Regions from separate parts of the Homo sapiens genome. Here region 1 is linked to region 2. The links are chromatin loops, found by intact Hi-C in ENCODE. Cell type or tissue: IMR-90. All regions are shown on one strand. Region 1 overlaps UPK1B (uroplakin 1B). Region 2 holds the start of TEX55 (testis expressed 55).

The links. Peaks named below come from ENCODE experiments on the same cell type or tissue, not always from the same donor. Only the 100,000 strongest peaks of a DNase experiment are listed, where the experiment ranks them.
Region 1: a loop joins it to region 2, with 5 times the contacts of the local background. A loop is called at or near these places in 10 of 110 quality-filtered maps.

What each region holds. Positions count from the first base shown.
Region 1 is chr3:119,204,845-119,209,844 of GRCh38, forward strand. UPK1B (uroplakin 1B) reads left to right here. Exons shown (of 8, transcript NM_006952.4): 8 at 1-299. Among named protein-coding and RNA genes, the nearest start is that of B4GALT4-AS1, 19 kb to the right of the region's middle. RefSeq lists enhancers at 1,503-2,029, 2,030-2,554. In IMR-90, no CTCF peak of the experiment used is centred here; no DNase peak of the experiment used is centred here; H3K27ac peaks cover 458 bases.
Region 2 is chr3:119,143,441-119,148,440 of GRCh38, forward strand. It overlaps TEX55 (testis expressed 55), which reads left to right and starts at 2,725. Exons shown (of 3, transcript NM_152539.3): 1 at 2,725-4,147; 2 at 4,740-4,883. The coding sequence starts at 2,750. It also overlaps a transcript of IGSF11 not described here. RefSeq lists a silencer at 1,982-2,276. In IMR-90, a CTCF peak has its summit at 2,123 (motif pointing right); a DNase peak (open chromatin) is centred at 2,131.

The sequences.
Region 1 (5,000 bases), 61 kb after region 2:
ATCCTGGATGAAAGAGCCAGACTCTGTCTCAAAACAAACAAAAAAGCGTGGGGACTTCTGGGGACAGACAAGGTGCCTGTTATATATTTACTCAGTCTTTGCCCTGAATGGTCTCAGCTTGAGACCATTTCAAACTGGAGAGAAGCAAGCCAGCCAATAGAATGGGGTGATTTACAGGGATTTCTGTTTACTGTCAAAATATTTCTCATCTGCACTATGTTTCCATTTGTGGTCCTGAAGGAAATTCTTATAACTCAACATTTGTCTGGTCTTATAAGTAAAGACAGCTTTAAAATCTGTTCACTTTCATTTTTACCAATGTCATATATGAGTCTAACAAAATGGGTTTTCCAACAGAAAAGCCTAAAGCATGGGAATTAAAGTGGAGGAGGTAGAAACTGCAGACACAGGGTGTGGCTTCCTGCTGGATGCTGGCAAACGCTGCCTTACAGTTAAACGGTGGGAACTTCTACGCTCACTTTTACTTTTTGCTCCTGCTACACTTACCCCAGAAGCAGTGATGAGACTAATGCTCTTCAAATCATTTACCTCATGCAATTGAAAGCAGTGGAAACCTCGCCCATGCTAACTGCAGAACTGTGTGTCCTTCATGAAGAAAACACTTTGGCGTCCTGCTCCCAGCTGACTCAGACGCAGGCAGCACCCCCATCCCATGCCCCCACCGGGTACCTGTGAGTGAGGCTGAGCGTGGGGGTAGGGGAAAGACAAGGAGGATTGGAGGGGACTTGCCTTGGTTGTAAAGCTGGCGCAGGAGCCCGATCCCTGATTCCCAGGAGAGGGAACCAAATGTCCATGTCCTGACAGCACAGCCAGTTCACCTCTCCTTGGCCTGCCTTGTCTCTCCTGAATGAAGATCATGGGATATCGAGATAAATGACACCTGTGCTTGGCTGAGAAGGTTCTCTCTGTGGTCCTTTAGAAGACAGGAGGACAGGGAAGGAGCTTCCTCTGGGCAAAGCTTTGAAACAGCCGTGCTCTCATTTTCCTCCGCACACTCTCTCCTGTGTGTTCTGGTGCCTTTTGCCTCCACCACTCACTGGGCTTTCCAGTGCCCTCACCTCCCGACTGCCTGAGCAATTCCTGCCCCAAACCCACTCCTACTTCCCTTCCAGGGCTTCATGCTCCAAAATTCTCTCTACATACAAAATTCCCCGCCTCCCTCCCCCCCCCCCTTTTTTTTTTTTTTTTTGAGACAGAGTTTAACTCTTGTTGCCCAGGCTGGAGTGCAATGGCACGATCTCGGCTCACTGCAACCTCCACCTCCCAGGTTCAAGCGATTCTCCTGCCTCAGCCACCCAAGTAGCAAAATTCCCTTCTTATGATTAGATCTCGGCTAGGTTAGGGGAAGGCCTTTTTGGAAACCAATTCATACTAAGGAGTGGGTGACAACTCAACTCCACTCTCTCAATCTCTATGACGTTTTCTTGATAACTGAGGTTGATCTCTAGTTGGTGGAATCCAGCACAGCAGTGGGAGCATGAAAGAGCCATTGCGGGACAAGATGGCCCACCTACTATTCCTTAAATCTTATCCCCTGACTTCCTTACCAAGCAATAACTAAAAGAGAAGGGGCCGTCAGTGAGCCACTGCCCCCTGCCCCCTCTCCAGCTAGTTTCCTTCCTGCAGCCTCAGCCTCCTTTATAGAAGGTGCAAAGTCCACTATAAATGGGGGCAGGCTCTGCTCCTTCCAAAACCAAATAAGGTCCTAAACACAGGCACCCACTATGTCCTGGGGCTCCAACACTTGAGGAGGACACACCTTTCAGCTAAGACAGAAACGAGGTCTGAGGATCACCCTGCAGAGAGTCTGGCCATTCAGGACTCCTGTGCTTCCCTCTACAGGGCTCTCCTGTTTTAACCTCAGGACAGTTTCTATTCTGCCCAGTTCCTGCTCCCATGTCCCTCCACCTTCCCTGGAGGCCCAGCCTTGCCCCTCTTCCTTCTGGCTCCAGGGACTGGAAGTGGCCCCAAGCCAATGCTCAGGCAGGCCCAGGCTCAGCCCCAGCCCCAGCCCCAGCAAACCAGGGAGGCAAAGGGGAACCAGGCGGCTTGGCTCTAGGGATCTGGCAGCTTGCTGAGTGTGAGACAGGCCCAGACACAACTATCTTGTGAAACTTCCCTCTTCAACACCTGCTTATCAGGTGGGCAAAGAATAATTACTAACACCAAAAATGTGTCAGGCTAATTTGGGTAAGTTTTACTTGATTGCAACGCCAGGCGGGTCATCATGCTCTCTTGGCTGGCCATTTCCATCCCTAGATTGCTCCACAGGCTCCTGGCAGGCAAACAGTCTGTCATTTAATTTTTAAAAGCCCATTGCTCCTACTTGTCAGCCTTGTAGCTTTTCTTTCTCTACATCAGCTGGAATAAACAGGAACTGCTTCTATTTTAAACAGAAGATCAGATATTTTCTGGCTACCCATAAAAGGAATACTAGTCATGTGAACTTGAAAATCTAACCTCCTCTCAATCTCACACCCCCACCCCAACCAATCTGACAACCTGTGTTGTGGTTGAGGAATTAGAAACTAAGCTGGTTTCTCATTTCTATTGATGGAACAATTTCCTTTCTCCTTCTGGGTCTAGTATTTCCTCTAGTGTCTCTTCCAGATCCTTCTCAGCCTGTATAAGTGAGACTGAATCAAAGAAGAACCCCAAAGAAGGGTAGCTATAGACTACTGAGTTTGCTATTGTATTATAAGGCTCAAGTGGCCAGATCCCGTAAAGGGATCCAGAAACATTGTAGAGAAAGGCAGCCTTGCCGAGAAACAGAGATCCCATACACTTCTCCAACCAACCCTTCCCCCAGCACACGCCCCCACTCCACATTGTTAAGACACAAATAGTCAAATCCTGGAGTTTGGAGAAATGGTACTGTCATGCCCTACTTTCTAGTGGTTTCTACCCTGAGTTCCTCTTGAAAAAGAACTACAGAGCAACAGATGCTGGTGAGGCACTCACAACTAGGCTCAACTATTCTCCTGTTAGACATAAACAATCTCACAGAATACCAGCCTCATAGGGTCACTCTGAGACCATGACAAAACGAGGCAAGCCAAGGCCACTGCATAATTTTGTCTATGCATAGACAAAAACAAGGTCACTGTGCCACCCACAAAAAACCAAACACCTGCTTTCTTGGCTAAAATTAGTGACTGCTATGTCTTCCCAATTACAGCTTTATTCTCTTGCTAGTCTCCCTCCCTACAAATAAAACTTATTGAAATAAACAACCATGGACTTGCCCCTGCTTTCTGATAATATCCAACAGAGCAAACCCTTTCTTGGACCCTCCCCAAATGACCCAACCAAAGCCCAAATGCTGTAATAATTCTAACTTCCTTCTACTGAGTTGCTTCATGGATCCCCCATGGTGTGTTCTCACTCACTGCAACGATTGCAACTAGTCACAATCCCAATTTTTTTCAAAATAGAGCTCTTGAATTTATTCCTCCAACTGAAATTTTGTACCCTTTGATCAACTCTAACCCAATTAATTTATCTGCAATGTGTTCCTGGGGGGTTTTGGCTGAAGAGCATTGACACTCTCCAAGTTAGTCTTCCAATCCTTATTTCCTCTAGGAAATAGGATGTATTTATTCCTTCCTGGTGTAGGTGTATTTATTTATCCATCACCATGAAGTGGTTAAGAACATGAACTCTGGAGTCAAAGTACTTGGCTCCAAATCCCAGCTCTTTGACAAGTCACTTAGCTTCTTGGAGCCTGCTTCAGAAAAACTGGTCTCTCCTCACACAGGACTGGGAGGATTCAGTAAGATACGTACAGTGTGCATCGGTCTATAAGAGATGCCAATCAGGAGGTTATATCAAGGAAACTGATACAGAGCAAGCACTTAGTTTATTATTATGTCCCACCCTTCACCAACCTCTGCTCCAAGCCCCCACATCTCTCTCTCATTCTCTCTCTCTCTCTCTCACACACACACACACACACACACACACTCACACTCCACACATGGGCACACAAGGTTTGATAATTTTATTTAAATCTTAACAATTATCAATGGAACAATGGAGGCTTTACCTGTACAGGTGTACTTCCTAGGGGTGGAACCTCTAAACCACTCCCTTGTGTATACTTTTAGAATGATCAGGCCCTCTCAGCAGGTATAAGATGGTTATGCATATACAAAAAAATCAACGAAGGTAGAAATAGCATAAAATATCGAAGGCACTAAGGATAGAGGGTTTTTTTTTTAAGTTATAGAATGTGATTGGTGAAAAAGAACTTATGAAATGTACCTGAATATGCTTCATCTTGCAGAACATGTTAATGGTTTTTGGTAGGGACTGCATATATGAATAGGATTGGGGAAAGTGAATTTCAAGTCTGGGAGAAAATGTCTTTTATCTCACTCAAGTCCATTCACAGAGCATTTTGGGGCTCCCAGGAAATCTATCCATTGGGGCTTGAGTGGAAGTGATGGGGGTAAGGGCAGAAAAATTACAGATGGAGTTGGGGACAAAGTTCTGAGAGCAGCTGAGAACAGGAATGCACTTTCCAGGGTCCAGACAATACTAACTCTCTGTAGGAATTAAGACAATGACACACATTCAGGAAAATTACCACAAAGAAGTAGAGAAGCCAAGAAGAAGGCAATATGATGTAATGGTCTTGAAAGTCAAAGGGCCCGAGTTTTGCTCAGAATCTGCCATTTGCTGCCTGTGAGACTCCTGGCAAGGCACCCTCCTGGCTGAGACCTCTACTTACTCAACTTACTCAACTGCCCTCTTACCTCAAGAGTCAGAAGCATCGGCCAGGCACATTGGCTCACGCCTGTAGTCCCAGTACTTTGGGAGGAAGAGGCAGGCGGATCACCTGAGGTCAGGAATTCAAGACCAGCCTGGCCAATATGGTGAAACTCCGTCTCTACTAAAAACACAAAAATTAGCCGGGCATGGTGAGGCATGCTTGTAGTCCCAGCTACTTGGGAGGCTGAGGCAGGAGAATCACTTGA
Region 2 (5,000 bases):
AAGTAACCACTAAGACAATAACTAAAAATATATATACAGAAAAGGAATGAGAAAGGAATCAACATGATACACTATAAAAAAAATCAACTAAACACAAAGGATGGTAGTAATGGAAGAACTGAGGAACAGAAAACATGTAAAAATAAATAGCAAAATGACAGAAGTCCTTCCATAGCAGTAATTACTTTAAATGTAGATGGATTAAACTTTCCAATAAAAAGACAAAGATTGGCAAAATAGATTTTTTTAAATGTGATCCAACTATATAGTGTAAGATTCTTTTTAGTTTCAAGGACATTAATAAGTTGAAAATACAACTAGGGAAAAAGATATGCCATGCAAATAATAACCAAAAGAGAGCTGGAGCTGCTATACTATTATCAGACAAAATAGACTTTAAGTCAAAAAATGTTATGAGGGACGAAGAAGTGCATTATATATTGATAAAAGCGTCAATTAAACAAGAAGACTTTATTTCTTCTTGTTTATAATATTTATTTATAGAAAATAATTATTTGTAGAAAACAACAAGCTCAAATTATATGAAGCAAACATTGACAGATTTGAAGGGAAAAAGAAACAGTTCTACAATAATAGTTGGAGATTTTAATACCCCACTTTTTTTGTGTGAAATAGGGTGTCACTCTGTGGCCCAGGCTGCAGTGCAGTGGCACAATCATGGCTCAGACAGCCTCAACCTCCTGGTCTCAAGCAATCCTCCCACCTCAGCCCACCAGTAGCTGGGACCACAGGTGCACACCACCACACCCGGCTGATTTTTTGTGTTTCTCACTTTGAATAATGAGTAGAACCCTAGACAGAAGGCCAGTAAGAAAATATAGGACTTGAACAACACTATTGACCAATTAGACCTAACGCATATGAAGAACATTCCACCCAACAAAAGCAAATACACATTCTTTCCATGGAATATTCTCCAGGATAAACCATATGGTAGGCCACAAAACAAGCCTTAATATATTTTAAAAGATTGAAACCATACAATGTATCTTCTCTGAACACAGCAGAATGAAGCTAGAAATCAATAAGAGAAGGAAAACTGGAAAATTCATACATATTTGGAAACTAGACAACATACTTTTAAACAACCAATGTGTCAAAGAAAAAAAAATCACAGAAAATGAGAAAATATCTTCAGATGAATGAAAACATAACACCAAACACTTGAGAGATGCAGCAAAAGCATCAGCTCAGAGGGAAATTTGTAACTATAAAACAGCTACATTTAAAAAAAAGATCTCAAATTGATAAATCATCATTTTGTAAAATATATACATACCTATAGATATAGACACATAGATTTGCATGGGGGTATTTCCAGAAGGATAAACATCAAAATGTCAATACAGGTTATCTCTTGAGTGTTTGGGAATTTTTTTCTTTACGCTTTCTTTTTTATATTTCTATGATTATTACATTTAAGTTATAAAATGGAAAAATAAATCTCCAAAACCAATAGCACTTTGAAGCTACAAGCCATAGCCCAAGACCTATTTTACTCTAAACACAGTATCCAATGGTGTCATGCATTTTTAAATAAATAAGGTAGATAATTCATAAAGTGACATTCAACAAGCACTTCTTGAGCACCTATTATGTTCTAGGCACTGTTACATAAATGACTTTACTTCAGTGTGCTTAGATTCCCCTTTCCATTCCTAAGTATGGTGTCAAGTGTATCCACTCTCCTTTGTCACAAGTATTTGAATTTGGATTTTAAGTCTCATTTCTAATTGTTTAATGCAGTTAAATCCCTACTAAAGGAATATCTGGCATCACACTACCAACCCTTGGCCTGCCTCAGTGATTTCAGGCTTTGCAAGGTCAAAGTAATTTGTCTCATCAATCACCACCTCTGTACTGGCCTACTCCTGAAAGTAGACAGCCTACTGACTCTGAGGTGCATTCTTAAGGTTGATTGCAAAGTGGGAGGACCAAATCTCAAAAACTGGGCCCCACTGGCCAACACTATCAAATACAAATTCTCCACTTGCTAAATATTCCTTCTGGTATCTTTCTCCCACTTTCCTTACTCCCTTCCTTTCTGGAACTCTGATTTGGCCTCCTTCTAACTCGCCTCTCTGCTGTAAGACCACTAGATGGTGCAGTTTTAGAACCCATTCTCACTGGATCTTCTCTCCTCTCTCTGGCTCTCCCGCCACAGATCACATGTCTAATCCAGCAAGAAAACACCTTGGGGCAGGAGTTTCCACTGCCAAGACAGCTATACCCAAAGGGGATGGCAATAGCAACAACCTCTGTTCAGTTTTGTGGTCCTCGTGCAGCTGGTTGTGTGTTCATCTGTTGACATTTGGAGGTGCGGTGGGGGATGTTAATCAGAGGAGCAGTACCTGAGAGAGGGCCTCTTTCTCACACACTGCGGAGAACCTCTGTGAACAAGGAAGAGGGTAACACTCTAGGTGGCGATGCACGGAGCCCCGTGGCCTGGTTGCTCGGCAGGGTGAGGAGAAGCTGTAACTGCCAGAGCCTGAGAATCGCCCCTTCTCAGGACATGGCGTACTCCCTGCGCTCGCCTGCACACTGCAGGGTCAGCTGACTGCCGTCCCTCCACTTACAACAGCGGGACGGCCACTCTCCCTGACGCACGCAGTGACCCGAACAAAGCCCGTGGGAATCATGGGGCGTTCCTGGAGGGTCGCCTAGACGACCCAGCCCAACCCCACCCACAGTGCCTGGCAACCTAGACCAGTCAGGGACGCGGCAGGAAATGGAAGAGCCTCCGCAAGAGGCTCTGGCTGAACCCTTGAAACATGAAAGCCCAGCCGCTCCCTCAAGTGCTGGCCACACTAAGGGCCAGGAAGAAGACGACCAGAAGAACCAGGCCGAAAGGAAGGCAGATAACCACACTGCTCACAGAATAGCTGACCAGACTGCCCTAAGAGTGCCTAGCCAGGCTGAATCCAGCATATTTAGCCAAGCTACCAACGGAGTAGCTGAACAAAATGGGCATAGTACACCTGGTCAGGCTGGCCGCAGAGCATCCAACCCTGCTGATGTTTCTGACCTTAGAGCAGATGATCAGGTTAATCAAACACCGTCTGAACAGACTAAAGGCAAGGCATCTAGCCAAGCTAATAATGTACAGCATGAACAGAGTGATGGTCAGGTGTCTGGCCTGACGGAGGAAAGAACTGCTGAACAGACTGAACGAAGATTACCTACCCAGGCTGAGAGAAGAACTTCTGGGCAGATTGATGGTAGACTGGCTATGCCATCTGACCAGAGAGGTTCCAGACAGACCGACCACAGAATGGCAGGCCAGTCTGAGAGAAGAGCTTCCGAGCAGATGGACCGCAGAATGTCTGGCGAGGCTGAGCGAAGAACTTCTGAGCAGATTACACACAGATTATCCAAACTATCTGAGAGAAGACCTTCTGTGCAGATTGACAGTGGGTCATCCGTCCCATCTGACCAAAGTCCTTCTGTACAGATTGACAGTGGATCGTCCGTACCATCTGACCAAAGACCTTCCGTACAGATTGACCGCAGAATGTCAGGGAAAGTTAGGAGAAGAAGTTCTGAGAAGACTGACTACAGATTGGCTGGCCTGGCTGACCCAGGAACTTCTGAGCAGACTGACCTCAGATTGTATGGCCTCGTTGACCACAAAACATCTGTAAAGACTCACCACCAAGTGTACGGCCAAGCCACTGAACTAGCTGAACACCAGGCTATTGACCAAGCTCATAGTAATGCTGATCAACCTCCAGTTGACAATGCTCACTACACTGAATCTGACCAGACTGACCACTTAGCAGACAGACAAGCTAATCATAAAGACCAGCTGTCTTACTATGAAACACGTGGCCAGTCTGAAGACAGAATATTTCCCCAGTTAGGCAACAGCAAAGAGGACAAAGAGGCTGACTACAGAGTACAACCCTGCAAATTTGAGGATAGCCAAGTAGACCTCAATTCCAAGCCTTCAGTTGAAATGGAAACTCAGAATGCAACCACTATCCCACCCTACAACCCAGTTGATGCCAGATTCACCAGTAACTTCCAAGCAAAAGACCAAGCTCTTTTCCCAAGACTCCCCTCCATCTCATCCAAATTGAACTATACCAGCAGTCAAGAAAAAACTCAAGCCATAGTAACCAAATCTGTAAGTTAAATGGGCATTTGATACCTACCTGGGAGATCAGAGATCTAGACGGGGCCTGGAGAGTAAAAATAGGGGTACAACGGAAGGGCACATGTTGCATCAAGGATAAAGAATAAACCCACATGTTGTGGTATGTGTGACCCATAATTTCAGGAAGGGCAAGAGAAGGATGGGAAATAAAAGAGAATTATTGCCTTCTCTACTACCCAAAGGCCATTCAGGAAGGATTAATAAACCAGGATTCAGGAAACCTGCATTTTAAGTCCTAGTTCTGCAACTAACTCTGTGATATTAAGTCATTTTCCCTCTCTGGGCTTCTACCAGGAGAAGGGAATTTGGAGTTGATTAGACATCCCTGTGAAGGAAAAAGTACTTGAAGTTGATTGGCAATGCCTAAGGTACCTCCCAGGACATGAGGTGCATTATATTGCACCTGGAGACCTGGAGGATTATCCAAGTCTCTCTTAAAAATGTGTATTTTCTCCAACTCCTTGTGTTAAGATCTCATCAACATCAGGTTTCACTGATAATGACAATTCCTAGGCCCTTCAGGTTTACTAAGGACTTTTTGGTGGGGGGATTTAAATTTCAGGATGAATTTTCAGAAATTGACCAAGGAAAGGGTTATCATATACGCAATCAAACTTATAGAAGGTTCCCTTCTATAGTTTATGAAGATCCTTACCAAGTTTCACTCCAATACATGGAAAAACACCACATTCTGCAAATATTCCAGGTAAACCTCTCAATTCCTCTCTTTAATTATAAGTTTTTCAAGAGGTACAAGAAAGAGTGTATTCTGTAAAAAGGGATATATTCTAATTGAGAAGACAATAAGTGCATTAAGATGTAG